2 separate regions of the Homo sapiens genome follow, and region 1 is linked to region 2. Evidence: read pairs that join two places in POLR2A ChIA-PET (ENCODE). Cell type or tissue: Panc1. All regions are shown on one strand. Links, peaks and the distances in the headings refer to the core of each region. The heading gives the core; the rest is flanking DNA. Region 1 has its middle 24 kb from the start of LINC01429. Region 2 overlaps ATP9A (ATPase phospholipid transporting 9A (putative)).

Region 1 (15,882 bases), core at 2,678-10,677, 150 kb after region 2:
TATTAGATGGTTATTTCTTTATTGCTGTTAATTTTTTTTTTTTTTTGAGACAGTCTCTCTCTATTGCCCAGGCTGGAGTGCAGTGGCGCAATCTCGGCTCACTGCAAGCTCCGCCTCCCTGGTTCACACCATTCTCCTGCCTTAGCTTCCCGAGTAGTTGGGACTACAGGTGCCTGCCACCACGCCCGGCTAATTTTGGTATTTTTAGTAGAGACGGGGTTTCACCTTGTTAGCCAGGATGGTCTCGATCTCCTGACCTTGTGATCTGCCTGCTTCAGCCTCCCAAAGTGCTGGGATTACAGGCGTGAGCCACTGCACCTGGCCTATTGCTATTAAATTTTAACATCAGCATTTCACATAGTCCCTATTTGGCTTTCATAGTTCCTGTTGACTGAATATCATTTATATTTAACTTGAAAAATAGATATTTATATTTCACTTGTGTGGACATAGTTGAAAAAGTGTAGGAATTATAGATTTTATCATGCAACATTTTATGTTGTTTCCAGCCTCTGAACGAATAAATAATTTATATGTGCAATGTATATGTTTTGTTCCTAGGTCCTCTGGGGAGGCATTGTAGGGGAAAAACCCACAAAACCTGGTGTTGGAGGGTCAGGGTTCAAGTTCTGTTCTTAGCAATAATGTGATCTTGAGCCCATCAATCATTGTTTCTGACCCCACATGTCCTTATTAGTAAAGTGAAACTGATAATACATATGCCACTGCATTGTTAAATTACTATTATAATAATAATTATTATTATTTGAGACGGAGTCTCACTCTGCCACCTAGGCTGGAGTACAGTGGCGCAATCTTGCCTCACTGCAATCTCCACCTCCCGGGTTCAAGCAATTCTCCTGCCTTGAGTAGCTGGGATTATAGGTGCATGCAACCACGCCCAGGTAATTTTTGTATTTTTAGTAGAGACAGGGTTTCAGGGTTTCAGGGTTTCACCATGTTGGTCAGGCTGGTCTCGAACTTCTGACCTTGTGATCCGCCCGCCTCGGCCTCCCAAAGTGCTGGGATTACAGGCATGAGCCATCCCGCCCGGACTGTTAAATTAGTATTTATTTTCTTTTTCCTTTTTTTGAGACGGAGTCTCACTCTGTCGCCCAGGCTGGAGTGCAATGGCGCGATCTCGGTTCACTGCAACCTCCGCCTCCTGGGTTCAAGCAATTCTCCTGCCTCAGCCTCCCGAGTAGCTGGGACTACAGGTGCACACTGCCACACCTGGCTAATTTTTTTCTATTTTAGTAGAGACAGGGTTCACCATGTTGCCCAGGATGGTCTGGAATTCCTGAGCTGAGGCAATCCACCCTTCTCAGCCTCCCAAAGTGCTGGGATTACAGGTGTGAGCCACCGTGCCTGGCCCTTCTTTTTTTTTTTCTGAGACGAATTCTTGCTCTGTCACCCAAGCTAGAGTGCAGTGGCGGATCTTGGTTTACTGAAACCCCCGCCTCCCAGGTTCAAGCAATTCTCCAGCCTCAGCCTCCTGAGTAACTGGGATTACAGGCATGTGCCATCATGCCTAGCTAATTTTTGTATTTTTAGTAGAGACGGGGTTTTACCATGTTGGCCAGGCTGGTCTTGAACTCCTGACATTGTGATTTGCCCACCTCGGCCTCCCAAAGTGCTGGGATTACAGGCATGAGCCACCATGCCTGGCCTATTTATTTTCATTATAATTGACAGTTATTTAATTAAGTATAAACTTTTAGCTACGTGTTGTGAATGTGTGTTATGTCACTTGACTAACCTATAAAGTGTGAACAGTTATTAGCATCACAGGTGAGGTTCTTGAGCCTCAGAGAGGTTAAGTGACTTGCCCATGGTCACACAGCCTGAAAGTGGCAAACCTGGGATATGAACCTAGGAACATATGACTGCAAAAACAGTACCCCAAGTCATTCGACGTGAAGCTGCCTTTTGATGATGTAAGTGAGATTGACTGCGACTTGTAAAGCTGTCTGTAAATGCCTAGTTAAGAGAGATATGGCCAAGACATCAGAAATTTTGAGCAGAAGAAGGTTCTAGGAATCAACTAATTAAATAACGTGATTTTAGAATGATGAGGCCGAGAGTCTACCTTGGGTCAGAAACTAAGATAGAGATGTCAGATGAGAAGACAGATGCCTAGCTGCACCCTGGGCTCCCTGTAGTGCTGTGTTTAGGTTCTCAGACCCGGGAGTCAGAGCCTGGGCTCAATATTGAGCTCCGGTTCATACTAGCTGTGTACCTTGGACAAGATATGTAAATTCTCTATACCTTAGTTTCTGCATCTCTAAAATGGGATAGCTAAGAGTAATTACAGGCTGGGTGCAGTGGCTCATGCCTGTAATTCCAGCACTTTGAGAGGCCAAGATGGATGGATCACGCGAGGCCAGGAGTTTGAGACTAGCATGGCCAACATGGAGAAACCCCATCTCTACTAAAAATACAAAAATTAGCCGGGCTGGTGGTGCATGTCTGTGATTCCAGCTACTTGGGAGCCTGAGGCAGAAGAATTGCTTGAACCTAGGAGGCAGAGGTTGCAGTGAGCTGAGATTGCACTGCTGTACGCAATCCTGGGTGACAGAGCAAGACTCTGTCTTCGGGAAAAAAAAAAAAAGTGTAATTATAGAAAGATTAAACAAGTTTAAAATGTGTGACATGCTTAAAATAGTGGTAATTTATAAATGTATCATTATTCTGGCCACCACTGATCGTCTTTAAAACTGCACCATTCCTATTTGATGAGCTGAACATACAAAAACATCCATGGATACCATTATCATCTTTATCTCTTGCGAAACAGCAAATGATGAATAAACCCGTACAATTCATTTTTCTTTTTTTCTTTTTTTTTTGAGATGGAGTCTCACTCCGTCACCCAGGCTGCAGTGCAGTGGCGCGATCTCAGCTCACTGCAACCTCCGCCTCCCGGGTTCAAGCAATTCTCCTGCCTCAGCCTCCTGAGTAGCTGGTACCACAGGTGTGCACCACCATGCTCGGCTAATTTTTGTATTTTTAGTAGCGATGGGGTTTCACCATGTTGGCCAGGATGGTCTTGATCTCCTGACCTTCTGGTCCGCCCGCCTTGGCCTCCCAAAGTGCAGGGATTCCAAGTGTGAGCCACCATGCCCGGCCTGTACAATTCATTTTTCTAAGCCACTAATCTGATCAATTATTTCACTGCCTTGATTAACACTTTTCCATGAAGTATTTACAAGTCACATATCTGATAAGTATCCAAAATATGAAAACAACTCTCACCACTTGACAATTGTATTCATTGTTTTTAAGACAAAAAATCCAATTAAAACACGGGGGAAAAAATGGAATAGACATTTCCCCAAAGTACATATACAAATGGCCAAAATGTACATGAAAAGATGCTGAGGATCATTAGTCATTAGCGAAATGCAAATCATAACTGCAATGTGATGCCACCTGAGACCCTGTAGGGTGGCTATAATAAAAAATATGGAGAGTAACAAGTGTTGGCAAAGATGGAGAGAAATTGGAACTCTCATACATTGTTGGTGGGAGTATAAGTGGTACAGCTGCTTTTGAAAAATCTGGTAGTTTCTTAAAATATTAAACATAATTTTCATTTGATCCAGAAGTTCTACTCCCAGGTATATATTTGAGAGAATTAAAAACATATGTCTACAAAGAAACTGTTTTTTTTTGTTTGTTTGTTTGTTTTGTTTTTTTTTTTAGACAGGGTCTTGCTCTGTTGCTCAGGCTGAAAAACAGTGGTGTGATCTTGGTTCACTGCAGCCTCTTCCTCCAGGGTTCACACAATTCTCGTGCCCCAGCCTCCCAAATAGCTGGGATTACAGGCATGTGCCACCATACACGGCTAATTTTTTTTTTTTTTTTTTTTTTTTTTTGCATTTTTAGTGGACATGGGGTTTCACCATGTTGGCCTGGCTGGTCTGAGACTCCTGGCCTCAAGAGGTCTACCCACCTTGGCCTCCCAAAGTGCTGGGAGCCACTGTGCCTGGCCCTCTACACAGAAATGTGTATACAAATGTTTATAGCAGCATTATTCCTAAACTCCAAAAAGTAGAAATAACGTAAATGTCCATTGACTGATGAACTGATAAACAAAATATGCTCTACCTATACAACGGAATATTATTCAGCTGTAAAAAGGGAAGAAGTAGATCACTGGCACAGAATAGAGAGCCCAGAAATAAACCTTCAGGTATATGGGCCAATGATCTTTGACAAGGGTGCCAAAACTACACAAGGGGAAAAGGATTGTCTCTTCAACAAATGGTGTTGGGAAAATTGGATATCTACACAAAAAGAACTAAAGACATACCCTTTTCTTCTTGTGCCATATACAGAAATTAATTCAAAATGGATTAGGAACCAGGGCTTTGTGTGGTGTCTCACGCCTGTAATCCCCTCACTGTGGGAGACCCAGGCAGGAGGATTGCTTGAGGCCAGGAGTTTGAGGCCAGTCTGAGCAACACAGCAAGACCACATGTCTACAAAAATAATAATTGTAAAAAAGATTAAAAACCTAAACATAAGACCTGAGATTATAAAACTTCTAGAAGGAAATATACTGGGGCGGGGCGGAGTGGCTCATGGCTATAATCCCAGCACTTTGGGAGGCCAAGGAAGGCGGATCACTGGAGGTCAGGAGTTCAAGACCAGCCTGGCCAACATGGTGAAACCCCGTCTCCACTAAAAATACAAAAATTAGCTGGGCATGGTGGTGGGTGCCTGTAATCCCAGGTACTCAGGAGGCTGAAGCAGGTAGAATTGCTTGAGCCTGGGAGGCAGAGGTTGCAGTGAGCCGAGATCCTGCCACTGCACTCCGGCCTGGGCAACAAGAGCGAAACTCTGTCTCAAAAAACAAAACAAAACAACAAAACAACACAAAAACAGAAAACAAATATTGGCAAGAAATTGGTACCCTTAGATACTGTTGGTGGGAGTGAAAAATGGTGTAGCCACCATGGAAAACAGTATAGTGGTTCCTCAAAAAATTTAAAATAAATGGCTGGGCGCAGTGGCTCACACCTGTAATCTCAACACTTTGGGACACTGAGACGGGCAGATCACCTGAGGTCAGGAGTTTGAGCCTGGACAACATGGTGAAACCCCGTATCTACTAAAAATACAAAAATTAGCCAGAAATGGTGGTGCGCGCCTGTAATCCCAGCTACTCTGGAGACTGAGGCAGGAGAATTGTTTGAACCCGGGAGTTTACAGTGAGCTGAGATCGCACCACTGCAACCCCAGCTTGGGCGACAGAGCAAAACTTCATCTCAAAATAATTAATTATTAAATTAATTAATGACCATAAAAAACTATCACCTGATTCGGCAATCCCACTTCTGGGTATATATCCAAAAGAATTGAAAACAAGATCTCAGAGAGAGATTTGCAACATGTTCATTGCGGCACTATTGACAATAGTCAAGATGTAGAAGCAACCAAAATGCCCACTGGATTAATGGATAAAGAAAATGTGGGCCAGGTGCGGGGGCTCGCACCTGTAATCCCAGCACTTTGGGAGGCTGAGGCAGGCAGATCACTTGAGGTCAGGAGTTTGAGACCAGCCTGGCCAACATGGTGAAATGCCGCCTCCATTAAAAATACAAAAATTAGCCCGGCATGGTGGCGTGCGCCTGTGGTCCCAGCTACTCAGGAAGCTAAGGCAGGAGAATACGATGAACCCAGGAGGCGGAAGTTGCAGTGAGCTGAGATCGCGCCACTGCACTCCAGCCTGGGTGACACAGCAAGACTTCGTCTCAAAAAATAAATAAAAATAAAATAATAAATAAATACACCCAGAAAAGGCACTTGTTTATAGAATGAGAGCTGCAATTAGAAGGTAGCGTGTTTTCTTGTCCATGTTGGGCACTGCTCTGTGCACATCTGCAAACGACCTTAAGAGCACCAGGAGCACTAATTTGGGGGTTACAAATAAATTTCAGTGAGTAGGTGAATTTGAAAATATGCAGGCCTCAATTAATGAGGATCACTGTCTTTTGAAGACCATTATTGCATAAGTGCATTTGGAAAAGCCAGCCTCATTCTGATGAAAAACCGTGCGAGTATTGCTGGAGAAATGTTAGAGTCGAAATTTTTCCTGATTTGCAGCTGAGAGTCTCCTAACTGATCCAGAATCCCAGATTTCACCAAGAATCATGAATGAAAGGGAGTGTTTTCCATAGCATTTGGGAGACAGAGATTTCACACCCCCAAGATGAGTCACAACTGATTATTGAGGGATTCTCTGTGGCTAGGATATTTCAGCCAAGAGTTGAAGAATGCAGAAGTCCTTCTTCCTCCGTACAGGAGAGCCCATCTTATTATTTCCCTCTCTCTTGTTCCTAAGACATGGCTGTTTACTCTTTTATTTTTGAGACACAGTTTCACTCTGTCGCACAGGCTGGAGTGCAGTGGCATGATCTTGGCTCACTGCAATCTCCGCTTCCCGGGTTCAAGTCATTCTGCCATTCTCATGCCTCAGCCTCCTGAGTGACTAGGAATTACAGGTGTACGCCACCACGCCTGGCTAAGTTTTGTATTTTTAGTAGATACGGAGTTTCACCATGTTGGCCAGGCTGGTTTTGAACTCCTGACCTCAAGTAATCTGCCTGCTTTGGCCTCCCAAAGTGCTAGGATTACAGGCGTGAGCCATCACACCTGGCTGGTTTCGCTGTTTAAAAACCCATTCTGGGCCAGGCGCGGTGGCTCACGCCTGTAATCCAAGCACTTTGGGAGGCCGAGGCGGGCGGATCATCTGAGGTCAGGAGTTCGAGACCAGCCTGACCAACATGGAGAAACCCTGTCTCTACTAAAAATACAAAATTAGCCGGGCGTGGTGAGGCATGCCTGTAATCCCAGCTACTCAGGAAGGCTGAGGCAGGAGAATTGCTTGAACCCAGGAGGCGGAGGCCAGGAGGCAGAGGTTGCGGTGAGTCGAGATCACGCCACCGCACTCCAGTCTGGGCAACAAGAGTGAAACTCGGTCTCAAGGGAAAAAAAAAAAAAAGAATCTGCTGGATGCGGTGGCTCACACCTGTAATCCCAGCACTTTGGGAGGCTGAGTTGGGTGGATCATGAGGTCAGGAGTTTGAGACCAGCCTGGCCAGCATGGTGAAACCCCGTCTCTACTAAAAATACAAAAAATTAGCTGGGCATAGTGGCACACGCCTGTAGTCCCAGCTACTCGGGAGGCTGAGGCAGGACAATTGCTGGAACCCAGCAGGTGGAAGTTGCAGTGAGCCGAGATCGCGCCACTGCACTCCAGCCTGGGTGACAGACTGAGCATCTGTCTCAAAAAAAAAAAAAAAAAAAAAAAACCCCAACAAAAACCAATTCTAACATGCTTTTGGTTCCAGAGCGCTCTGGAAAACTCAAATAAGTCACTATAGTTAATATAATAGTAGATCCAGTTTCCATTTGGCTGCCTGGGTTCTAATCTGAGCTCTATTCTAGCTGTGCAATGTTGAACCAGCTTATGTGCCTCAGTTTCCCTTGTCTGTAACAATGTAAAATTTTTGCAGTAGATGTAAAAATCATTGTGAAGATTGGTGGGCTTTTTGAGGAAGATGCAGTTACAGGTACTGCGAAGCGGTGGTCTGCCTGCTCCTGATCCTGCCTCACCGCTGTGGGCTCTCAAGGAACAAGTGGGTCAGGAAGCCACACGCTGCAGCCATGGCTTTTATCTGTTTATTGATTTTTAGAGCTGGGGGTCTCACTGTGTTGCCCAAGATGGTCTGAAACTCTTGGGCTCAAGCGATCCTCCTGCCTTGGCCGCCTGAATTGCTGGGACTACAGGGGTGAGACACTGTGCTCAGCTCAAAATGTATTAAGAGCAGGCATTGTGGACCTCGTGAGGCAATTCACATTGCCATTTTAAGCTACATATTTAAATCTAAGCTGTCCACTAGGCTTTGGAGAGGCATTTCCTGAATGTCTGTTCTAAAGGAGGAACTCTTCCAACCCTCTTGTTCTGTGGCAGATAACCCTGATCATGACTTGCAATTACTTTATTTCAATTTATATTTTGGTTTGTTCTCATCACTAGAAATGAAAGCCTCATAAAAACAGGGACTTTATTGCTCCTGTTCATCTATATATCCCCAGGACAGTGCCAGGCACATAGTAGATGCTCAATAAGTATGTGTTGACTGAATAAACGAATGAATAACAGAATTTGGTGTCTGACTCCCAAGCCCTTGTACTTAACACAAGGCTGTGCTTCTTCTCACACCCTTCTTTGTGTGGTAGTGGGTTTGGTCATGACTTAGAGCAGCATTGTCCAATATGGTAGCCACTAGCCACATGTGGCAATTTAAATTTAACTTTAAAGTAGTGAAAGTTAAATAAAGTTAAAAACCCAGCTCCCCAGGCATGCTAGTATATTTCCAGTGCTCAGTACCTACATGTGACAAATGGCTAGTGGAGAGTTCCCATATAGAACATTTCAATTGTCACAGAAAGTTCCATTAACGGAGCTGATTGAGATCAGTGGTTCTCAACTGGAGAAGATTTTGCCTCCCAAGGGGCATTTGGCAATGTCTGGAAACCTTTCTAGTTATCACAGCTTGGAAGATGGACCTGACATCTAGTGGGTAGAGGCCAGGGATGCTGCTATACATGCTACAATACACAGGACAGCTTCACGCTAGAGAAGTATTTGGCCCAAAATGTCAGCAGTACTAAGGCTGAGAAACATGGTTTACAGGAAGGCACTGGGGTGACAGTTTTCTCTGTATGACCAGAATGCTAAATTCCTCAGGATCTGGATGGGTTAATTTGCAATTAAAAGCCTGATAAGGACTCTTCAGTGTATGTGGCATGGTGTCTAGTTTCCTGGCTTGAATTCCTGGAATTCCTCCTAATATTTTGAATAGGATATTAAAATCCAGAAATCATTGCCCAGCTGGGTTTTCAAGTGCCCACACTTCCCTGTGAGACTCATTCAACGGGATTCACAACACTCAGACCAAAAGGCATTTCTAAGGCTAGATTGTTCTAGATCAAGGCTCTGTAAGACACAGTCCCGGCCAAGCCTGCCCGTGAACAGAATGGCTTTTATATATTTCTTTAATTGGATGAGAAACAATCAAAAGAAGGCCAGATGAGGTGGCTCATGCCTGTAATCCCAGAACTTTGGGAGGCCAAGGCAGGCGGATCACCTGAGGTCAGGGGTTCGAGCGAGACCAGCCTGGCCAACATGGCGAAAACCCATCTCTACTAAAAATAACAAAAATTAGCCGGGCATGGTGGTGCACACTGTAGTCCCAACTACTCAGGAGGCTGAGGCAGGAGAATTGTTTGAACCCGGGAGGCGGAGGTTGCAGTGAGCTAAGATCGCACCACTGCACTCCAGCCAGGGTGATGGGGTGAGACTCGGTCTCAAAAAAAAAAAAAAGAAACAATTAAAAGAAGAATATTTTATGACACATGAAAATTATATAAAATTCAAATTTCAGTGTCCACAAAGAAAACTTCTTTGGAACAGTCACCACCATAATTTATATAAAAGTATTGCCCAGGGCTGCTTTCGTGTTGTTGAGTGGTCCAGCCACAGAAGCCACAGGGTCCGCAAAGCTGAAAATATTCACCACCTGCCCTTTTACAGAAAGACTTTGCTAATTCCTGCTCTAGATACTAAAGACCTTACTGGATTTTTTCTTTCCTTCCCTCCCCCTACCCATTTGTTCTTTTATTTTCTTAAGATCAAAATTATCCTGATAATTTGCAGGTGTAGACACAGAGCAAATGACCAAATGGACTTTCTTCGGGAAGCCGAGGGCGGAGGGGATTAGCTTCCATGCAGGGGCGTTCATGTGAAAGATTCCTCTTAGATGAATTTAGGGAACAAAGACCCCGTGGTCAATGATTTCTGTGGGTCTGAAAGTAAAAGACTGGCTGAGTTCTTTTGTCAGTTTTGCAGCACAGATCATACAGTTACTGAATACTCCCCTCCACGGTAGTATTCTTTTAACGCTTCACTCCATGACCTCACAAAAATAATTGCTGGGAAGCAAATTTACTTCGCCCTCTGCCTTTATTTGCTGACCAAGGGGCTCAGCCGATAGCCGTATTGTTGATGGAAATGCAAAAGGGGGTGGAGGGAAGGAGAAAGAATACAATTTGGCCAGGGAAGATGGATATATTGAAAGGATTCGAGGATTTGTCCTTGCTTTATAATTGGAGTCAGGATTTTCCTTCAAGTTACCCTGCACAGACTGGAAGGAAACCTCTCCAGCCTCCTCCACCCCCATGGCCTGTTAAACTCTTTCTCAACAAATTGAAATCTGGCTTTTAAATCCTTGTCATTTTTATGATTATATGATTATAGCGAACATTACAACTTGTCCAGTGAATGGACTTTAAAAAAAATTTTTTTTTTTTTTTTTTGTAGTGAGCATCAGGCTATGTTGACCAGGCTGGTCTTGAACTCCTGGTCTCAAGCAATCCTCTTGCCTTGGTCTCACTTTTTCAAATTCTGAGAATGTCTTTATTCAGAAAGAAAGTAAAAACTGATTAAAAATGATTTGTATGCATTGGGACCAGTTGGGATTTGATTTTTTTTTCTCTCTAAGTCTACAGGAGTTTTCACCGATGGCTTTCAATTCTTTGGAATTTCTGGAAATGGAAGCTTGCATCTTGGAAGCAAACCTACAAACAACCTTATATTGTCCCATACCCTCATTTTAGAAAACAGACCACTCTGATTACTGTGGGGATTACCTGGAGTGATCTGGGATTCCCTTGGCAGGAACAAAGTGGAAAGATTTTCCGGCCCTTTAATTTGTAAAACGAAAACCTGTGTTGGCTGCTACTGGTAGAAAAATAAAAAATTAATACACCCAAAGTAAAAGTTAGCAAGGATAACTGCCAGGCCAGACACAGTTTGTTATAAGCCCCGCAATGTGCAATATTGAAAGTGGTTTCCTTCCCCTAGTACTTAGGCATCCAATCAGTCAAACCATCTGATAACTGCTTATCTCCTCTAATGCGACTGAGATGTGTTTGATGACTCTTTGCATTTCAATCGTAAAGCTCACCTTAGGTAAGCACCTTGAGGAGAAAAAAGAAATTCACAAGTCTCAGCTTTTGCATTCATGGAATTTTCTTTTCACAATGGAAGGAAAGTTAAGCTGGTGCCCGTTAGGGGGAGGGGTGCAGAGGTGGTTGAAGATCTTTGAAAGGGAGGGGCGCAGTGTTCAGTTTGTGTGTAGTGCACACACACATACACACACATACACAAAGGTAAAACACTTCATTTGGGTTAAATGGTTGAGAAACAATCAAAAGAAGAATATTTTATGATGCATAAAAAGATATGAAATTCCCATTTCAGTGTCCATTAAGAAAGCTTTATTGGAATGTAGCTTCTTGTCTCAGGAGCCAAAATAGTAAAGCAAAGCAAAGCAATCCCGAGAGAGGGGGAAGATGAAAGATGAACGGGCCACTCTATGCTTCATTTTTAGCTACCTGAGGACACAGGAAAAATAGAAAATGTGTATAAGGAAAGATTTCCAGGATTTTGGTAATCATAACTTGGCATGTCTGACTCCCTGCACCCACAGTGCTTTTTATAATCCTCTACCCAGCAATCTTCTGTGAAATGGGGAAGAAGCGGGGCACCTCTCTCATAGGAGTAAAAGGTTGATAGATAGGCACGTGTTTATTCTAGCCTGGCACACAGTACATGCTCAGAAAATCTTAGCTGTTATTCTTATCGGGGTGGTTATTGTTTTGTTTTGTTTTGAGATGGCGTCTCGCTCTGTTGCCCAGGCTGGAGTGCAAGGCATGATCTCAGCTCACTGCAACCTCCGCCTCCCGGGTTCAAGCGATTCTCCCGCCTCAACCACCCGAGTAGCTGGGACTACAGGCGCCCGCCACCACGCCCGGCTAATTTTTATACTTTTAATAGAGACAGGGTTTCACCATGTTGGCCAGGATGGTCTCGGTCTCGTGACCTTGTGATCCACCAGCCTCGGCCTCCCAAAGTGCTGGGATTACAGGGGTAAGCCACCGTGCCCGGCCAGGGGGGTGGTTATTGTTAACAGCAGTTGCTCTTGTACTTTTCCATCTCCTATTGTTGGAGAAGTATTAGATTGGTGCAAAAGTAATTGTAGTTTCTGCCTTACTTTATTTTTATTTTTATTTTTTTATTTTTTATTTTTGAGATGGAGTCTTGCTCTGTCACCCAGGCTGGAGTGCGGTGGTGTGATTTCGGCTCACTACAACCTCCGCATCCTGGGTTCAAGAGATCCTCCTGCCTCAGTCTCCCCAGTAGCTGGGATTACAGGCGCTGCAACTTCTGCCTCCTGGGTTCAAGAGATCCTCCTGCCTCAGTCTCCCCAGTAGCTGGGATTACAGGCGCTGCAACTTCTGCCTCCTGGGTTCAAGAGATCCTCCTGCCTCAGTCTCCCCAGTAGCTGGGATTACAGGCACTACAACCAAGGCTGGCTAATTTTTGTATTTTTAGTAGAGACAGGATTTCACCACGTTGGCCAGGCTGGTCTCGAATTCCTGACCTCAGGTGATCCACCCGCCTCGGCCTCATGGAGTGCTGGGATTACAGGTGTGAGCCACTGTCCCCGACCACTTTTTTGCCTTACTTTTAATGGCAATTTATAGTTGGTTGGTGCAAAAGTAATTTCTGCAATTACTTAGTATAACTTCAACTTGGTTATAACTTGGTATAACTTCATTTGGGAGCAGTTTGGCAATATTCGCCAAACTTTAAACATACACTTTCACCCAGCAACTCAGTTTATAGGAGTTCTTCCTATGGATCAATTCCCTCTTCATATGCCAATCAGAATTCATATTTTTGTTTTGAATTCCAAACCACGTGCATGTATTATTGTTTTAGTTTTGTGTTATCAGGATATACATATTTAGGATTATGTCACTTGGTGAATTGACTCCATTATCATTTTGAAATGTCCCATTTTTTCCCTGGAAATATTTCTCAAATTGAAATCTATTTTATCTGAAATTAATGCAGCCAATCCACTTTATTAGGCTTTGTGTTTGCATGGAGTATCTTTTTCAATCCCTTACTTCTAATCTACCTGGTCTTTATATTTAAAGTGGGGTTTCAGGCTGGGTGCGATGGCTCATGCCTATAATTCCACAACTTTGGGAAGCTGAAGCAGGCAGATCACGTGAGGTCAGGAGTTCGAGACCAGCCTGGCCAACACGGTGAAACCCCTTCTCTGCTAAAAACACAAAAATTAGCTGGGCATGCTGGCGCACGCCTGTAATCCCAGCTACTTGGAAGGCTGAGGCAGGACAATCACTTGAACCCAAGAGGCAGAGGTTGCAGTGAACTGAGACTGTGCCACTGCACTCCAGCCTAAGTAACACACACCTAAGGTGGTGTGAGACTCCACCTCAAAAAAATAATAAATAAGAAATAAAGCAGAGTTTCTTAGAGACAGCATATGGTTGGGTCTTGCTCTCTTACAAAACCAACAACTTCTGACTTCAATTGGAATATTTAGATCATTTACCCTTATAGGAATTTTTTATATGGTTGAACTTAAATTTACCATCTTGCTCTTTATTTTTTATTGTCCTATTTGTAGTCTATTCTTTTTCCTTCTTTTTGCCTGGCTCCCTTTGGAATGAGTTATTTTTTAGGATTCCATTTTATTTCCATGACTGGTTTATTAGCTATATCTTGTTTTTTTTTTTTTGGTTGCTCTAAGGTATAAAGTATGCATCTTCAGCTTATCACAATGTACCATCAAATGATAACAGTTCACATATAATATAAAAATCTTGTAGCAATATACTTCCCTCTCCCCATGTCTTTTGCACTGTATTTGTCATAGATTTTATTACTACTTATGTTATAAACTCTGAAATATTTGTTTTTTTTTTCTTGCTTTAGAGTCAATTGTCTTTTTTTTTTTTTTTTTTGAGATGGAGTCTCGCTCTGTCTCCCAGGCTGGAGAGCAGTGGCGTGATCTCGGCTCACTGCATCCTCAGCCTCCTGGTTCAAGCGATTCTTCTGCCTCAGCCTCCTGAGTAGCTGGGACTACAGGCATGTGCCACCACGCCCAGCTAATTTTTGTATTTTTAGTAGAGACGGGGTTTCACCATGTTGGCCTGGCTGGTCTTGAACTCCTGACCTCGTGATCCACCTGCCTCAGCCTCACAAAGTGCTGGGATTACAGGCATGAGCCATTGCGCCCAGCCAATTCTCTTCTTCATAAATAAAATTTTAATTTTAGAACAGTTTTAGGTTTACAGAAAAATTGAAAAGATTGTACTAAGAGTTACCATATACCCTAAACACAGTTTTCCCTGTTATTAACATCTTACATTAGCATGGCACATTTGTTTTAATCAGTTAAACTATTAGCCAAACATTATTATTTTATTATTATTATTATTTTTGAGACGGAGTCTTGCTCTGTCACCCAGGCTGGAGTGCAGTGGTGCAATTCTGGCTCACTGCAACCTCCACCTCCAAGGTTCAATTGATTCTCCTGCTTCAGCCTCCTCATTAGCTGGGACTACAGGCGCCCACCACCACACCCGGCTAATTTTGTGTATTTTTAGTAGAGACAAGGTTTCACCATGTTGGCCAGGCTGGTCTCAAACTTCTGACCTCAAGTGATTCACTCGCCTTGGCCTTGCAAAGTACTGGGATTACAGGTGTGAGCCACTGCGCCCAGCCAATTTTTGTATTTTTAGTAGAGATGGGGTTTTACCATGTTGGCCAGGCTGGTCTTGAACTCCTGACCTCAAGTGATTCACCCAGCTTGGCCCCCCAAAGTGCTGGGATTACAGGCATGAGCCACCTCACCCGGCCAATTTTTGTATTTTTAGTAGAGATGGGGTTTTACCATGTTGGCCATGAGTCAGTCTCAAACTCCTGACTTCAGGTGATCCACCCACCTTGGCCTCTCAAAGTGCTGGGATTACAGGTGTGAGCCACTGCGCCCGGCCAGCCATACATTATTGTTAATTCAATTGCATACTGTATTCAGGTTTCCTTGGTTTTTACCTAATGTCCTTTTACTGCGTTAGGATCCTATCTAAACCACCACATTACATTTAGTTCTAATGTCTCTTTAGGTTACACTTAGCTGTCATAGTTTCTTAGACTACCCTTGTTTTGAAAACCTCGACAGTTTTGAGGAGCTTTGGGCAAATATGCTGTAGAATGTCCCTCAATTGAATGGCTTGAACCCGGGAGGCGGAGGTTGCATTGAGCTGAAATCCTGCCATTCACTCCAGCCTGAGCGACAGAGTGAGATTCTGTCTCAAAAAAAAAAAAAAAAAAGAATGTCCCTCAATTTGGATTTATTTGTTGTTAAATGTTTGTGGAAGGAAAACCACAGAGGTAAAGCCATTCTCATCACATTAGATCAAAGGTACATTCTATCAACACGACTTATCATTGTTGATGTTAACTTGGATCTCCTGGCTGAGCTAGTATTTGTTTACTGTAAAGAAAATCTTTAGCTCTGTGTTTATGAGCTCATGTCTACCTTCAGAACCAAAATTGCAGAAACGGAAAAGTAGTTTGCCAAAATCCTCAAGAACCATATACTTCGGATAACGATAAAATTTAGAGTTATTCTGGCACAGGTACCTCTCCAAGTCACCCTCACTCTCCTCACCAGTTCCATACTACCTTGCTCCTCCAGCCAACTTGGTCATCAGAAAGCACTTATTTATTTATTCATTTGTTTAGGGTCTGTGACCTTGCAATGACACATTCTCTATGTCTCTGCATCAGGCTTCTCTTCAACTCCCTGAGCTTCAGATACTTCCTCTTACCTCCTCCGTCCTTCCTGAGTGCTGGGATGATGGGTGTTGGAAAAGGACTTTGAAAGCCGTATATACAGTACTATACAAAAATGAGTCATCGTTATA
Region 2 (15,882 bases), core at 2,566-10,565:
ATCTGGGATACCCCATCTGTCCTACGACCTTATTCTGTTACCTTCAGAGCACTTTTCACAATTTGTAACAATTTCATTTACTGGTTTATTGTCTATCCCTTCTGAATGTCAGCCCCACAGGGCAGAAATATTTGTCTACTCTGTTCATTGCTGCACCCCCAGAACCCAGCACAGGGCCTGGCACACAGCAGGTGCTCAACCACCATCTGCCAAATCAATGGAGAAAGAAAAGGAGGCGAGGGAAGGAACAGAGGGGCTACTCGGTTCTGCTACACATCGCATGCACAAAAGCATAGATTCTGCTACTTTTCCAACCCCTCACACTCAAATACTCTACATTGGTTAAAAAGAAAATGTGATCCCAGGAAACAATTCAAATACAAGGTGAGCATCCCTGATGCAGAATGCTTGGGAGCCGAAGTGTTTGAGATTGCAGATGTTTCCAGATTGGGGGACATCTGTGCCATCCTTACCAGTTAAGCATCTCAAATCCAAAAATCTGAAATCCAAAATGCTCCAGTGAGCATTTCGTTTGAGTCCCATGTTAGTGCTCAAAAGTTTTAGATTTTACATTTATTTATTTGGAATTTTTTTGTTTGTTTTTGTTTTTGTTTTGAGACAGGTCTCTCTCCATCACCCAGGCTGGAGTGCAGTGGCGTGATGTCAACTTACTGCAACCTCTGCCTCTCAGGTTCAAGCGATTCTCCTGCCTCAGCCTCACAAGTAGTTGGGACTACAGGCACGTCCCACCACACCCCACTAATTTTTATATTTTTAGTAGAGATGGGTTTCACCATGTTGCCCAGGCTGGTCTCAAACTCCTGGCCTCAGGTAATCCTCCCACCTCGGCCTCCCAAAGTGCTAGGACTACAGGCATGAGCCACCGTGCCTGGCCAGATTTTAGACCATTTGAGATTTTGGATTTGGGATGCTCAACCTGTGATATAATCCATGAGGACAGGGGATTTGTCTTTCTCATTTACCTCTGTGTTCCCAGAGTCTAGACTTGTGCCATATACAATAAACATACAATAAATCCTTGTTGAGATAATGCAAGACCCAACAGCTAAATGAATAAATGAACGGCACAGGCTTTGCTATAGTTTGATCCAGGCGGTATATGAAATGGAGCTTCAACGTTAAAGTCTCAGAGACTCCCAATGTATTGGCCTAAGGGCATCCTTTCCCTTACAAGGCCACCATCCCATTCCAGATGCCTAAGTGAGAGAAACAAAGAACTTTCTGTTTCCAAACCTCTAAGGTTACTGAACAAACAATGCCGATTAACTTACCAGGGGAACCCAGTAGGTATAGAGTGCACCAAGTCTCATTTCGGGAACAAACTGAGAGCAGGCAAGAAGTAAGAAATAGAGGTTGAAAAAGTATTTGAACTGGTTGAACAGCACCTGGAATGGAGGGAGACAACAGAGAAAGACATTCAGGGCTTGTCTGATGAGATCTGGAACATTTGGTGGGAAATGAATAACATCTAAAAACATTCCTGCAGCCAGGCGTGGTGGTTCACGCCTATAATCCCAGAACTTTGGGAGGCCGAGGCGAGCGGATCACCTGAGGTCAGGATTCGAGACCAGCCTGACCAACATGGCGAAACCCTGTCTCTACTAAAACTACAAAAATTAGCCAGGCGTGGTGGCAGGCACCTATAATCCCAGCTACTCAGGAGGCTGAAGCAGGAGAATTGCTTGAACCCGGGAGGAGGAAGTTGCAGTGAGCCAAGATCGCACCATTGCACTCCAACCTGGGCAACAAGAGCGAAACTCTGTCTCAAAAAAAAAAAAAAAAAAAAAAAAAAATCCTGCTTTATAATACAATTTACACTATACTTTTCACATAGAGCTTAAACACTTCCATATGTTGTTTAGAAAAACATACATGGGTAATAAAAGTATCATTTGTAAAAGAAAGAGTAAATAATGATATACATGGAAATTGTAAATACCAAATTCAGAAGAGTAGTTACTTCCTGGGGAAGGGGTAAAATCTAACATGGAGGGGCACACAGGGGCATCAACTATGTTATGTGTGTTTTGGGGTTTGGTTTTGTTTTTTGAGACCAGGTCTCGCTCTGTCACCCAGCCTGGAGTCCAGTGGCGTGATCGTAGCTCACTGCAGCCTCGAATTCCTGGGCTCAGGCGATCCTCCTGTCACAGCCTCCCAAGTAGCTGAAACCACAAGCATGCACCACCATGCCCAGCTAAATTTTTTGCTATTTGTAGAGACAGGGTCTCCCTATGTTGCCCAGGCTGGCCTTGAACTCCTGGGCTCAAGCGATCCTCCCACTTCAGCCTCCCAAAGTGTTGGGATTACAGACCTAAGCCACTGCGTCCAGACTGTGTTATTTCTTTTTTTTTTTTTTTTTTTTTTTTTTTGAGACGGAGCCTTGCTCTGTTGTTTAGGAGGAGGTTTTTGCGGAAAATGCTTATGCTATAAGGTTGAGTGCAAAAAGAAATAAAAAGTTATGTCCAGCCAGGCGCAGAGGCTCACACCTGTAATCCCAGCACTTTGGGAGGCTGAGGCAGGCGGATCACGAGGTAAGGATATCAAGACCATCCTGCCCAACAAGGTGAAACCCCGTCTCTACAAAAATACAAAAAATTAGCCAGGCACCTATAGGCTACTCAGGAGGTTGAGGCAAGAGAATCGCTTGAACACAAGAGGCAGACGTTGCAGTGAGCTGAGATCGCGCCACTACACTCCAGCCTGGGTGACAGAGCAAAACTCCATCTCAAAAAAAAAAAAAGTTACGTCCACAGCATGTCCAGACGTGGTGGTACATGCCTGTAATCCCAGCACTTTGGGAGGGCGAGGTTGGCAAATGGCTTGAGCTCAAGAGTTCGAGACCAGCCATGGCAACATGGTAAAACCCCATCACTACAAAAAATACAAATATTAGCCAAGAGTGGTGGCATGCACCCGTAGTCCCAGCTACTCAGGAGGCTGAAGTGGGAGGATCAATTGAGCCCAGGAGGCGGAGATAGTAGTGAGCCAAGATCATGTCACTGCACTCTCGCCTGGGTGACAATGAGTCCCCCACCTCAAAAAATAAAAAGTGAAACCCCATCTCAAAAAATAAAATAAAAAATAATTTTTAAAAAGTTAAATGGCCGCACACAGTGGCTCACGCCTGTAATCCCAGCAATTTGGGAAGCCGAGGCGGATGAATCACGAGGTCAGGAGTTCAAGACCAGCCTGGCCAACATGATGAAACCCTGTCTCTACTAAAAAATAAAAAAAGTAGCCGGACATGGGAGCACGTGCCTGTAATCCCAGCTACTCAGGAGGCTGAGGCAGGAGAATCACTTAAACCCGGGAGGTGGAGGTTGCAGTGAGCCGAGATCACGCCATTGTGCACCAGCCTGGGCAACAGAGGGAGACTCAGTCTCAAAAAAAAAAAAAAAGCTATGTCCACAACATGACCTCAACTCCATAAAATAACACAGTCAAATCCTCCCCTGGGGAGCAGCTAGGTGCTAGTGTGGTTCTGACCATTGGCATGCACCCGAGAGTCAGACTGAGACCACATGACTAGTTTGGGCCAATAGGTAATGAATGGACGTACTGTGTCTCGTTGAGGCTAAGGCAGCTAAGAACCATTGGTGCCTCTTGAGCCACTCTGGTGACTTTGGTGGCCACATAGTCCAGGTGCCATACCCAGGAAATGGAGGAGTGTGGCCCAGTCTGCATCAGACTTTCCATGAATGAGAATAAACCTATTCCTCACTTGAGGTACTGAGAGTTGGGGGGAGTTGAGGAAACCAGCAATGAATATAGTCAAAATCACCCTTAAAAACATTCACGGCTGGGAGCGCTGGCTCGTGCCTATAATCCCAGCACTTTGGGAGGCCAAGGTGGGTGGATCACCTGAGGTCAGGAGTTCGAGACCAGCCTGGCCAACATGGTGAAACTCCGTCTCTACTAAAAATACAAAAAATTAGCCGGGCGTGGTGGCGGGTGCCTGTGATCCTAGCTACTTGGGAGGCTGAGGCAGGAGAATTGCTTGAACCCAGGAGGCGGAGGTTGCAGTGAGCCAAGATGGCTCACTGTGCTCCAGCCTGGGCGACAGAGCGAGACTCCATCTCAAAAAAAAAAAAAAAAATTCAAATTTCTGTTTGGGAGGCTGAGAGAGGAGCATGGCTTGAGCCCAGGAGTCTGAGGCTGCAATAAGCTCTGATCATGCCACTGCACTCCAGCCCAGGCAAGACAGTGAGATCTGGTCTCTTAAAAAACAAATTCCAATTGACCTTGAACTCGACTATATAATAGATTTGTGCCTCTGCACTATCACTCAATATCTAACACTACCATTATGTTCCTTTCTGCATTGGAGCTGATTGCTACTGCTGCTTCTCAAAGTCAACTGGTGTGTGTTTGGAGGCAGTGCTGGATAAAAATAGATATTTAATTTATGTGCATGTTGGGGAGAAGGTTTGCTGAGTACATGTCCACAGATTTGTGTAAGTTAATGTGGAAGTGTTATGCCACCAGAAACATTTATTATTAGCAAAAATACTAATGAAAATTCTCTCTATAGATGGTAAGATTAAAATGCATCTTTATTTTTTCTCCTCTAAGCTATTATCTCCCAACTTGCCAATATTGACTACATGTGTCATGATGGGGGGAAATTTAAGCACTGCTGACATTCTTTTCTGCTGTTTTGGTCATAATGCTAGGTCCCCAGAATGTCTTTTTCATTCTTAGGCTTAGCACACCAAATACATGTGAAGTTACTCTAACTGAGCAGGTGGGGTCACAGCCTTGCAGAGAGAAGGCAGGTGCCCCCTCCACCCCACCCCACCTCCAACCCCGCCACTACCCAGTGCTGAACCCAGGGAAGATGAACAACCAGGGACTAAGGTGGCACAGAAAAGTCACTGACATCTGCCACAGGGAACTCAGTCTTTTAAGACTGTACCGGCGGGCAAGGTGGCTCACATCTGTAATCCCAGCACTTTGAGAGGCTGAAGTGGGTGGATCACCTGATGTCAGGAGTTCAAGACCGGCCTGGCCAACATGGTGAAACCCCATCTCTACTAAAAATACAAAAATTAGCCACGCGTGGTGGCACATGCCTATAATCCCAGCTACTCAGGAGGATGAGGCAGGAGAATCGCTTGAACTCAGGAGGCGGAGGTTGCAGTGAGCCAAGATTGCGCCACTGCACTCCAGCCTGGGCGACAGAGTAAGACTCTGTCTAAAAAATAACATGACATGACATAACATCTGTACCAATGCATGTATTTGTGATGGAAAAAAGAAAAGAGCACGGTCCCTGCCTGCACGTACCCCAGGAAGAAAGGTGAAGAAATTGTACTTCTGATTGTTGATGACATTCCGAGGATACCTCTGGTCTCTCTTCTCGGGGTGCCCCAGCCAGACAGTGCGGGGCCTGGCCTCCCCTCCACCGCAGCATCTCAGCCACTCGCAGCACCTGTGGGAAAGAAACCCACGCATCAAGGCCACGCCCACGCATCGAGGCTGTGCTCATGTCTGCCCACTCTTCGCAGATTGCTTTTCTCTACAGCATCTTCTCTGGCTCAGGACCACAGCCATATTTGAGGCTTCATCTTTCAGTGAAACAAGAAAACAGAGCAGAAGCTCCCACGAAGCTGTGGTCCAAATAAAAGATGCTTTGTCCTGGCCAGGCGCGGTGGCTCACACCTGTAATCCCAGCACTTTGGGAGGCCGAGGTGGGCAGACCACAAGGTCAAGAGATCGAGACCATCCTGGCTGACATGGTGAAATCTCGTCTGTACTAAAAAATACAAAAATTAGCCGGGCGTGTTGGCACGTGCCTGTAATCCCAGCTACTCAGGAGGCTGAGGGAGGATAATCGCTTGAAACCAAGAGGCGGAGGTCGCAGTGAGCCAAGATCGCACCACTGCACTCCAGCCTGGCGAAAGACTGAGACTTCGTCTCAAAAAATAAGTAAATAAATAAATAAAAAGATGCTTTGTCCCCAATCCCAAATTATTTACAGTCTTGCATTGTTAAGCGACAAGGATACGCTCTAAGAAACGCATTAGGCCATTTCGGCACTGTGGGAACATTCTAGAGTGACTTACACAACCTGGCTGCCATCACCTGCTATGCACTAGGCTGAATGGTACAGCCTATTATTCCTCAGCTACAAACCTGCACAGCATGAGACTGTACTGAATAAGACAGGCAGTGGTAGCACAATGGTAAGTACTTGTGTCTCTAAACATATCTACATATAGAAAAAATACAGTAAAAATACAGTATTCTAATCTAATGGGGCCACTGTTATATATGTGGTCTGTGGTTGGTTGATATGTCATTATGTGGCAAAAGACTGTGTTCCAAAAAGTAAGATTCGGCCAGCCATGGTGGTTTATGCCTATAATCCCAACACTTTGGGAGGCCAAAGCAAGAAGATCATTTGGGGCCAGGAGATTGACACCAGCCTGGGCAACAAAGTGAGACTCTCATCTCTATTAAAAATTAAATTTTTTAGCCAGGCACGGTGGCTCATGCCTGTAATCCCAGCACTTTGGGAGGCCGAGGCAGGCGGATCATGAGGTCAGGAGTTCGAGATCAGCCTGACCAAGATGGTGAAACCCCGTCTCTGCTGAAGATACAAAAATTAGCCAGGCATGGTGGCAGGCGCCTATAATCCCAGCTACTCGGGAGGCTGAGGCAGGAGAATCGCTTGAACCCAGTAGGCGGAGGTTGCAGTGAGCTATTGCCACTGCACTCCAGCCTGGGCAACAGAGCGAGACTCCGTCTCAAATAAATAAATAAATAAAAATAATAATAATTTTTTAAAGGTAGGCTTTATTTTAGAATAAAAGGATTTAAGAAAATAAATATATCACAGTAAGTACTATTATTACATCTATGCTTCACAGATAAGAGAGAAGCTTGGGCCAGGCGAGGTGGCTCACGCCTGTAATCCCAGCACTTTGGGAGGCCGAGGCAGGCGGAGGTACCTGAGGTCAGGAGTTCAAGACCAGCCTGGCCAACATGGTGAAACCCCATCTCTACTAGAATTACAAAAATTAGCTGGGTGTGGTGGCAGACGCCTATAATCCCAGCTACCAGGGAGGCTGAGGCAGGAGAATAGCTTGAACTCGGGAGGCGGAGGTTGCAGTGAGCCAAGATCATGCCACTGCACTCCAGCCTGGGTGACAGAGGGAGACTCCATCTCCAAAAAAAAAAAAGAGAAGCTTGGAACAGCTAAAGCACCCAAGTTTGCAGAGACGTAAGAAACAGCTGGGTCTGGCCTTGAACTGTGTCAGCCTTATTCCAAAGCCTAGTGTCTTTTCCCCACCCCATGCTGTCACAGCTGCTAGTTCCACCAAGATTGCTATATAAAGGAAAAGGGGGAGCGGGGGAATCTCCTCTCCACCCCCAGCTTTCCTTTTCAGCAACACATTAGAGGAGCAAGCCACAAAGATGATGTCTCAGAGCTCGATATAACCTGGAGAGAAGCCAGCACACCAGCTGTCGGCAGAACGACCCCAAGGGCGCCCCCAACGTGGTTTTCCCAAGAGGACAGCTCATTGGTGCCAACATCAGCACCCCCACTCCCAGGTCACCCTCCCACGAGGCAAAGGAACACCTAGGAATCTGGGCTGCTCTGGCAAAACGAGGTGCTCTGAGGACCCCAAAAACGGCAGCTTGTCCTTCAGGAGAGCTTTATTAAACAAGGCACTCTGAGAAGTACAAGCTCCCGAAAAACTGCAACAAAAACGTCCCTCGCTGGACCGCTCACCTCACCGCCCCAGCACTCAAAGGCTGAGGCAAGGTCCCAGCCCTGCCAGCCCCCTGGGATGTCGCCAGCTAAGGTGAAACCAACAACTCACATATTACTCGTCCACCACAGACCTTCCTTCTTCCCTTGTTCCCACAGAGCAGGTCCTGGTGGGTGCTGGGGTACAGAGCTAAGAAAACACAGCCTCTGTCCATCAGGACCTTAAAGATGAGCGAGCCAGCAGGCTGCCTGCTCAGATGCTCAAAATTTCCATGATGAAACACAATGCTCTTTCTTAAAAATAGCATCCTCATTCCAGTAAACCAGCATTCATGGTGGAGTGTGGCTCTGCTAAGGTTTCACTTCTAGTAACTCATTCTTGTTGGCCCCTTTCTAAGTTGTCCAAAAGCCAGAGACACACACAGAAGCCTCAAGGAGTCCAACCACTCTCGCCACTCCTGTTTCCAAGTGCAAATCACCCATGCTGGCCATCAGTGGACACTCACTGAATACATTTTGAATGAATGGAGGAAGCAAAGAGGGAGGGGGAGAGGAAAAGGATGGGAGAAAAAGGGGAAGGAGGAGAGGAGCGAAGGAAGATTCATTTGACAGAAAGCGCATCACCGTATTTGCAGAAACCTTACTGGATGGTGAAGACTGACTCCTCTAAGAGCCAGTAATTCTCTCCCTATCCTATAATAATCTAGTAATGACTGTCTTCATAGTTGTACAGTTCTAATGAAAGATGAAAAATGAATTTAAGAGAATCACAAACTGTCAGGTTGACTGTTTATACAAAATTTTTGTTCTGTTTTGTTTTAGCAGAAGTTTCCAGACATCAAGCTATCCGGTTACAGTTATGCTATTTATTAATTACTTAGCCTATCACCTTTGTGCATATGCACAAAGTACAGGTCACTCACTGCACTATGGGAGCAAGAGATTGGAAACAAATCTAACCATTTGTTTCAGTCCCTTCCCGCTACTATAACAAAATACCTTAGACTATGTAATTTACAAACAAGGAAATGTATTGCTCATAGTTCTGGAGGCTGCAAAGTCCAAGATGGAGACACCAATAGATTCAGTATCTGGTGAGGCCCATTCCTCATGCCTTTTTTTTTTTCCAGACAGAGTCTAATTCTGTTGCCCAGGCTAGAGAGCAGTGGCACGATCTCCACTCACTGCAACCTCCACCTACTGGGTTCAAGCCATTCTCCTGCCTTAGCCTCCTGAGTAGCTGGGATTACAGGCGTGCGCCACCACACCCAGCTAATTTTTGTATTTTTAAGTAGAGACGGGGTTTCACCATGTTGGTCAGACTGGTCTTGAACTCCTGACCTCGTGATCCGCCTGCCTTGGCCTCCCAAAGTGCTGGGATTACAGGCGTGAGCCACTGTACCTGGCCTTTTTTTTTTAATTTTTTTTTAAATTAAAAAATCTGTATTACCCAGGCTGGTGTACAGTGGTACAATCACAGCTCACTGCAGCCTCAAACTCCTGGGCTGAAGCAATCCTCTTACCTTAGCCTCCCAAGTATATGGGACTAAAGGCATGTGCCACCATGCCTGGCTAATTTTTTAATATTTTGTAGAGTGAGGGTCTCACTATGGTGTCCAGGGTGGTCTCAAACACCTGGCCTCAAGCCATCCTCCCACCTTTGCCTCCCAAAGTGGTGGGGTTACAAGTTGTGCCACCATGCCTGGCCCCTCATGCCTTTTTCTTTTCTTAAGATGGGGTCTCACTCTGTCGCCCAGGATGGAGTGTAGTGGCATGATCTCAGCTTGTTGCAGCCTCAACCTTCCAAGCTCAACCAATCCTCCCACCTCTCAGCCTCCCAAGTAGCTGGGACTATAGGCAAGCACAATCACACCTGGCTAATTTTTGTAATTTTTTTTTTGTAGAGATGGGGTTTCACCATGCAGCCCAGGCTGGTCTCAAATTCCTGGGCTCAAGTGATCTGCCCACCTCATCTTCCAAAGTGTTGGGATTACAGGTGTGAGCCACCCCACTCAGCCCCTCCTGCCTCTTTTATAAGGGAATTCATGAGGATTCTGCCTTCATGACCCAATCACCTCCTCAGTGCCCAACTTCATACAACTATCAGATTTAGGGAGAAGGGATACATTCAGACCATAACACCGTTCATCAAAGGAAGACTGGTTAAATAAACAGGGATAAGCCATAAATGAAATTCCTAACCCCCTCTAAAGCATAAGGTCCTCTTCCGGTTCCAGGCACTTCGGGAGCTGTGGGTTCGGTGCAGACATGTCCAAGTCCACATACAACCACACACAACCAGGCCCGAAAATGGAACAGAAATGGCATCAAGAAATCCCAGTCCACGTGTATCCCATTTTGGTTTTTTTAAGAAGAAATTTAAAAAAGAAAGAAAGAAAGAAAGGAAGAAATCCCAGTCACAAAGATATGACTTTCTTAAGTGGGTGAACCCCAAGTTCCTGAGGAACATGCACTTTGCCAAGAAGTACAAGAAGAAGTGCATGAAGAAGATGCAGGCCAACACCACCAAGGCCCTGAGTGCACACGCCGAGGCTATCAAGACCCTTGTAAAGTCCAAAGAGGTTAAGCCCAAGATCTCAAAGGGTGTCGGCAGCAAAATTCATCGACTTGCCTACATTGCCCACTCCAAACTTGGGACGCATGCTCATGCCCGCACTGCTAAGGGTCTTAGGCTGTGCTGGCCAAAGGCCAAGAATCAAACCAAGGCCCAGACTGCAGCTCCAGCTTCAGTTCCAGCTCAGGCTCTCAAAAGTGCCCACGCCCCTAAAAGGCTTCAGAGTAGAGATCTCCATCTGCAAACATGAGGACAGAAGGATTGGTATGACCTCTGGGCTGCCGTCTGCATGGGGTTGGTATCTTCCTGTGCTATTTGTACAAATAAGCCTGAGGCAGGGGGAAACAAACAAAAAAAAGAATAAAATAGCGCTGTGTGCACAAAATGACCCAATCTGCAAAATACACAAAACCGAAAAGCAAGGGGCTAAAAGGTGTGTGTAGGATGCTATTCTTTGCACGAAAGCAAGAGGACATACATGCAGGGAGACGCTTGCATGAGCACAGACAATCTCCACGACGAGCTAATAACACTGGCTCCCTTTCAGGAAGAAGGAGTAGGGAGAACTTTTCCTGTATATTCTTTTAGTAAGATTTGCATTTTTTACATTCTACACATATTGTCTATGGGACTAAATGTTTCTGCAGCTAAATTCATAAGAGTAAGCATTATTTTATTAAGCGCTTACCCGGTACAAAGTACTATTCTAGGTCCTCTGGGACCAAACATTGGAACAGAATCCTTGCCTTCTCCTTCCTCACAATCTCATTGCAAAACTGGAGTGTTTGGCACAGGATAAAATAAGAACTTTGTGTTACCTGAGCCAAAAGCCCATCTCATTTAACCAATTTGATTGTTACCACATTCATTCAGTCTTCACCTGCACTGAATATAACTTACACCTTTTAATACAGGACTTATTTGACTTTCAAGTCAATAGATACTGAACACTTAGTAACAACAACAAGGCAAGTAATAGCAGCTTCCTTTTTGTCACTCCTCCATTCCCAAAGTGTGCCCTGAGTGTTTGCACAGTGGCCAGCCCTCGCCTAGGCACCGGGCATTCAGTAGCGAACAGGACAGACAAGGCCCTCCTCCCATGGACCTTGTAGCCTAGTGGAGGGAGACAGTAAACAACTTCCAAAGAAAATAAGGCCAGGGGCCAGAGAGTGAATGAGGAAGGGGTGTGGCTCCGGGAATGGGTGGCCAGGGAGGTGAGGGGACAGTTTAGCTGAGTGCCAAGAAGAAGCTGCCATGCACCCATACAAGGAAGTGCAATCCAGGCAGATGGAACTGCACAGGCAAAGATCCGGAGGTGGGAGGCAGCCTGGCACTCGCAAAGCATGCAAAGACTGGCTGCAGCAGAAATGCACCCATCACGGGGAGAAGATAAAGGACAAGGAGGGAGGAGATGGGGGGCGGACAACACAGGGCTTTGTCACCAGGGCAAGGAGTCTAGATGTTACTCCATACACAGTGTGGATCATTTGAAGGTTATAAGCAGGAGAGTGGAATGATCTCATTTATAGTTTTAAAAGGTCCCCCAGGCCACTGGTCAGAGAAAACACTGCAGTGAGCAAGAGCTGAAGCAGATAATGGGTATAGGGTTTCTTTTTATGGGAATGAAATGTTCTCACATTGTAGTTACTCTTATTTTTTTTTTTGTCTTTTGTTTTTGTTTTTTTTTCCTTTTTCTGGAGAACGAGGTCTCGCTATATTGCCCAGGCAGGTCTCGAACTCCTGGGCTCAAGCTATCCTCCTGACTCTTGCTTCCCTGAGAGCTGGGATTACAGGCGGGAGCCACCGCGCCTGGCCCTCACATTGTAGTGATAGCTACACAACTCTACAAATACACTAAAACTTGCTGAATTGTACACTTTAAATAGGTGAATTATAAGGTATATGAGTTATGTCTCAATGAAACTGTTATATTAACAACAACAAAAAAAACAGAAACAGGAATTATTTATGAGGCTGGTGCCATCATCCAGGCAAGACTATAGAGCAGTCCAGACTAAGGGGGGTGGCAGTGGGGGAGTGAGGAGTAGGGTACTAGGGTACAGACTCTCGATATGTTATAGATGTAGAAATGCACAATCTCTAAAATGTCAAAAATGAAAAAGAAATGCACTGTCTCATTTAATGTTCACAACAATCCTACAAGGTACTAGCACCATTCCCATTGTTACAGTGGATAAAGTGAGCCCCAGAGGACTCAGTGACCTGCCCAAAATCATCTGCTACATCCGCTCTCTCTCCTACTAACGGGTAGAAGCAGGAATGGAGCCCAGGCCTGTCTGATCCAGACCCTGGGCTAAGAGCTCTCTGCATCCTGCACTACCATGAACAGCCTCACCTGCACAATTCTTTCACAGCAATACTTTTTTTCCCAGTCTCTCAGTTCACAAATTGGAAGCGTCTTTGGGGACCATCAAGAGTGACTGTTCGGTCCATGCAGGAGCTCTCTTGCCCCGTACCCATTCACCTTTGAGCCACTTATCAATTTACTCCCTCTCAGTGCCAACATCACCCTTGAATACCTGCTCTGCCACAATGGACAGATTTCCTTTATGCCTCTCTCCCTTATGAATTATTTCCTTTGCTAATTACACAGATTACTAATCTACCATGTCACTCTTTGCACACGTGTGGGGCCCAATATATATACATTCAGCCTTACCAAAAGTACGTAACCCCAGTTGGACTAAGAAGCGTATTCACAGAAAAAGAATACAAAAGATACTACTCACAGTATTATTGCTGGGGAGTGAAAAAAGAGAATTGTTGGATGAATAAAGTCACTTGACTTGTACTTTTTGCTGTACCCACTTCTGCATATTTTAATTTCTTATGAACATGTATTACACTTTTCAATATTGATTTTAAAGATGATATTAACTAAGCAAAAAACTAAGCAGAGGTACTGTGGTCCTAAACTTTTGAACTTGTATGCTTCAAGGACTCATACTACGGGATACAAAACCAAACACCTCCACGGGACAGGCAGGTAAAATAAGTAAGCGAAAGAGCCAGGTGTGGTGGCGCAGATCTATATCCTATCTATATGCTATACTCTATATCCTAAGTATCTATAATCCCAGATTCTTAGGAGACTGAAGTGGGAGGATCACTTGAGCCCAGGATTTCGAATCCAACTTGGGCAACATAGCAAGACTCAGCCTCTAAAACATTTTTTTTTTTTTTTTTGAGACAGAGTCTCTCTCTGTTGCCCAGGCTGGAGTGCAGTGGTGTGATCTTGGCCCACTGCAACCTCCACCTCCTGGGTTCAAGCGATTCTCCTGCCTCAGCCTCCCAAGTAGCTGGGATTACAGGAACCCAACACCACGCCCGGCTAATTTTTTGTATGTTTAGTACAGACAGGGTTTCACCATGTTGGTCAGGCTGGTCTCGAATTCCTGACCTCAGGTGATCCACCCACCCGTGACCTCCCAAAGTACCGGGATTACAGGCGCAAGCCATGGTGCCTGGCCTAAAAAATTTTTTAAAAAGTAAGCAAATTGAACTGCATATAGATTGGGGCAAGTAGGGCAGCACAAGCTCCATCGAAAGTGTATGCCTCTCGGCCAGGCGCAGTGACTCACGCCTGTAATCCCAGTACTTTGGGAGGCCGAGGCGAGCAGATCACCTGAGGTCAGGAGTTCACGACCAGCCTTGCCAACGTGGTGAAACCCTGTCTCTACTAAAAATACAAAAGTTAGCTGGGCATGGTGGCGCATGACACACCTGTAGTCCCAGGTACTCGGGAGGATTGACGCAGGAGAATCTCTTGAACCTGGGAGGCGGAGGTTGCAGTGAGCAGAGATCACACCACTGCACTACAGTCTGGGCGACAGAGCAAGACTCTGTCTCAAAAAAATAAATAAATAAAAAACAAAGTGTATGCCTCTCTCCTTTACAGTGCTCCAGTGTTAAGCTTTCTCAGTAGAGAATGCTGGAGGGAGGCTGGGCGCGGTGGCTCACGCCTGTAATCCCAGCACTTTGGGAGGCCAAGGCGGGTAGATCACTTGAGGTAGGAGTTCGAGACCAGCCTGGACAACACGGAGAAACCCCGCCTCCACTAAAACTACAAAAATTAACCAGGCGTGGTGGCAGGTGCCTGTAGGCCTGAGTCCCACCTATTCAGGAGGCTGAGACAAGAGAATCGCTTGAACCTGGGAGGCGGAGGTTGCAGTGAGCTGAGATCACACCACTGTACTCCACCCTGGGTGACAGAGCAACACTCTGGAGGGACGCGTGTGAACCACCAGCTATGACTCACCAGCCCCACCTGCACTTGGAAGGTTGCCTCCCCCTTTCCCCATGGGTGCAGACCAGTTCTGGCCCTGCAAGCCCGCCAACTTTCTTGCCATCCAACAGTCTGGACCCCATTGTCCCCAACCAGGTCTGAACCCTGGCCCCAGAGAGGGTCCCCTTCCAAGTACGTCCTTTCTTAGGTCTACTCCCTCAGTCCTAGACTGCCATAGAGTTTTCTTCTATCCTACACTCACTCTTTTTTTTTTTTTTTTTTTGAGATGGAGTCTTGCTCTGTCGCCCAGGCTGGAGTGCAGGTGACACAATCTCGGCTCACTGCAAGCTCTGCCTCCCAGGTTCACGCCATTCTCCTCCCTCAGCCTCCCGAGTAGCTGGGACTACAGGCACCCGCCACCATGCCCGGCTAATTTTTTGTGTTTTTTTTAGCAGAGACAGGGTTTCACCTTGTTAGCCAGGATGGTCTCGATCTCCTGACCTCACCTACACTCACTCTTTAATCATGGTTGTAAAAGTCAATTTCCTCCATCTTCTTTCCCAGGGGTTTAGCTGAGCCCAATCCCATCTCTGAATTTCAGGCATGATGTGCGCAGGCTCCAGGCTTAGCCAGGGAGAGCCCTGGATGTTCTGGACATGGTGACAGGCTTGAGAAGGGACAGTGAGACCCCTGGCTGGGATTTTGCTAGAAATACTTGGAAAGATGTGTTCTTCTCCCTGGGGTTGCTAAGGTAGCAGAAAACATGCCTGGGCAGGGGACAGACATCCTGTTCCCATTGAGGGACTAGTCGGCCTGAAAATGAAGCCCCCAAGGAGGACAGCAGAGACAAGAAGTTCCCGATAGCCTTGAGAGACTGCAAAGATTCACCCACCCCTGGACTTTCAGTCTCAGAGTCAATAAAATAGCTTTTGTTGTACTTTACTTTGCTCAAGCCAGTTTACTTTGTTTCACTGTTATTTATTTATTTAGAGACAGGGTCTCACTCTGTTACCCAGGCTGCAGTGCAGTGGCGAGATCATAGCTCTCTGGAGCCTCAACCTCCTGGACTCAAGCAATCCTCCCACCTCAGCCTCCCGAGTAGCTGGGACTACAGGCATGCACCACCACACCTGGCATATTTTATAATTTTTTGTAGAGTCAGGGGTCTCCCTACATAGCCCAGGTTGGTCTCAAACTCCTGGGCTCAAGCGATCTGCCCACCTCAGCCTCCCAAAGTGCTGGGGTTACAGGTATGAGCCACCACGCCCCAGCCAACACAAACCAATTTTAGTTGGGAGTCTGTCAGCCACTATCTAAAATCTT

The links. Peaks named below come from ENCODE experiments on the same cell type or tissue, not always from the same donor. Only the 100,000 strongest peaks of a DNase experiment are listed, where the experiment ranks them.
Region 1: POLR2A ChIA-PET joins it to region 2 with 14 read pairs; 2 of 35 experiments call an interaction of 5 or more read pairs at or near these places.

What each region holds. Positions count from the first base shown.
Region 1 is chr20:51,878,552-51,894,433 of GRCh38, forward strand. No RefSeq gene overlaps it. Among named protein-coding and RNA genes, the nearest start is that of LINC01429, 24 kb to the left of the region's middle. RefSeq lists enhancers at 8,658-9,158, 9,159-9,659, 14,166-14,666, 14,667-15,167. In Panc1, for the core only: no CTCF peak of the experiment used is centred there; no DNase peak of the experiment used is centred there; H3K27ac peaks cover 1,868 bases.
Region 2 is chr20:51,724,527-51,740,408 of GRCh38, forward strand. ATP9A (ATPase phospholipid transporting 9A (putative)) reads right to left here. Exons shown (of 28, transcript NM_006045.3): 2 at 5,308-5,452; 3 at 1,293-1,406. It also overlaps the pseudogene RPL29P35. Among named protein-coding and RNA genes, the nearest start is that of ATP9A, 36 kb to the right of the region's middle. RefSeq lists a silencer at 14,444-14,738. In Panc1, for the core only: no CTCF peak of the experiment used is centred there; no DNase peak of the experiment used is centred there; H3K27ac peaks cover 677 bases.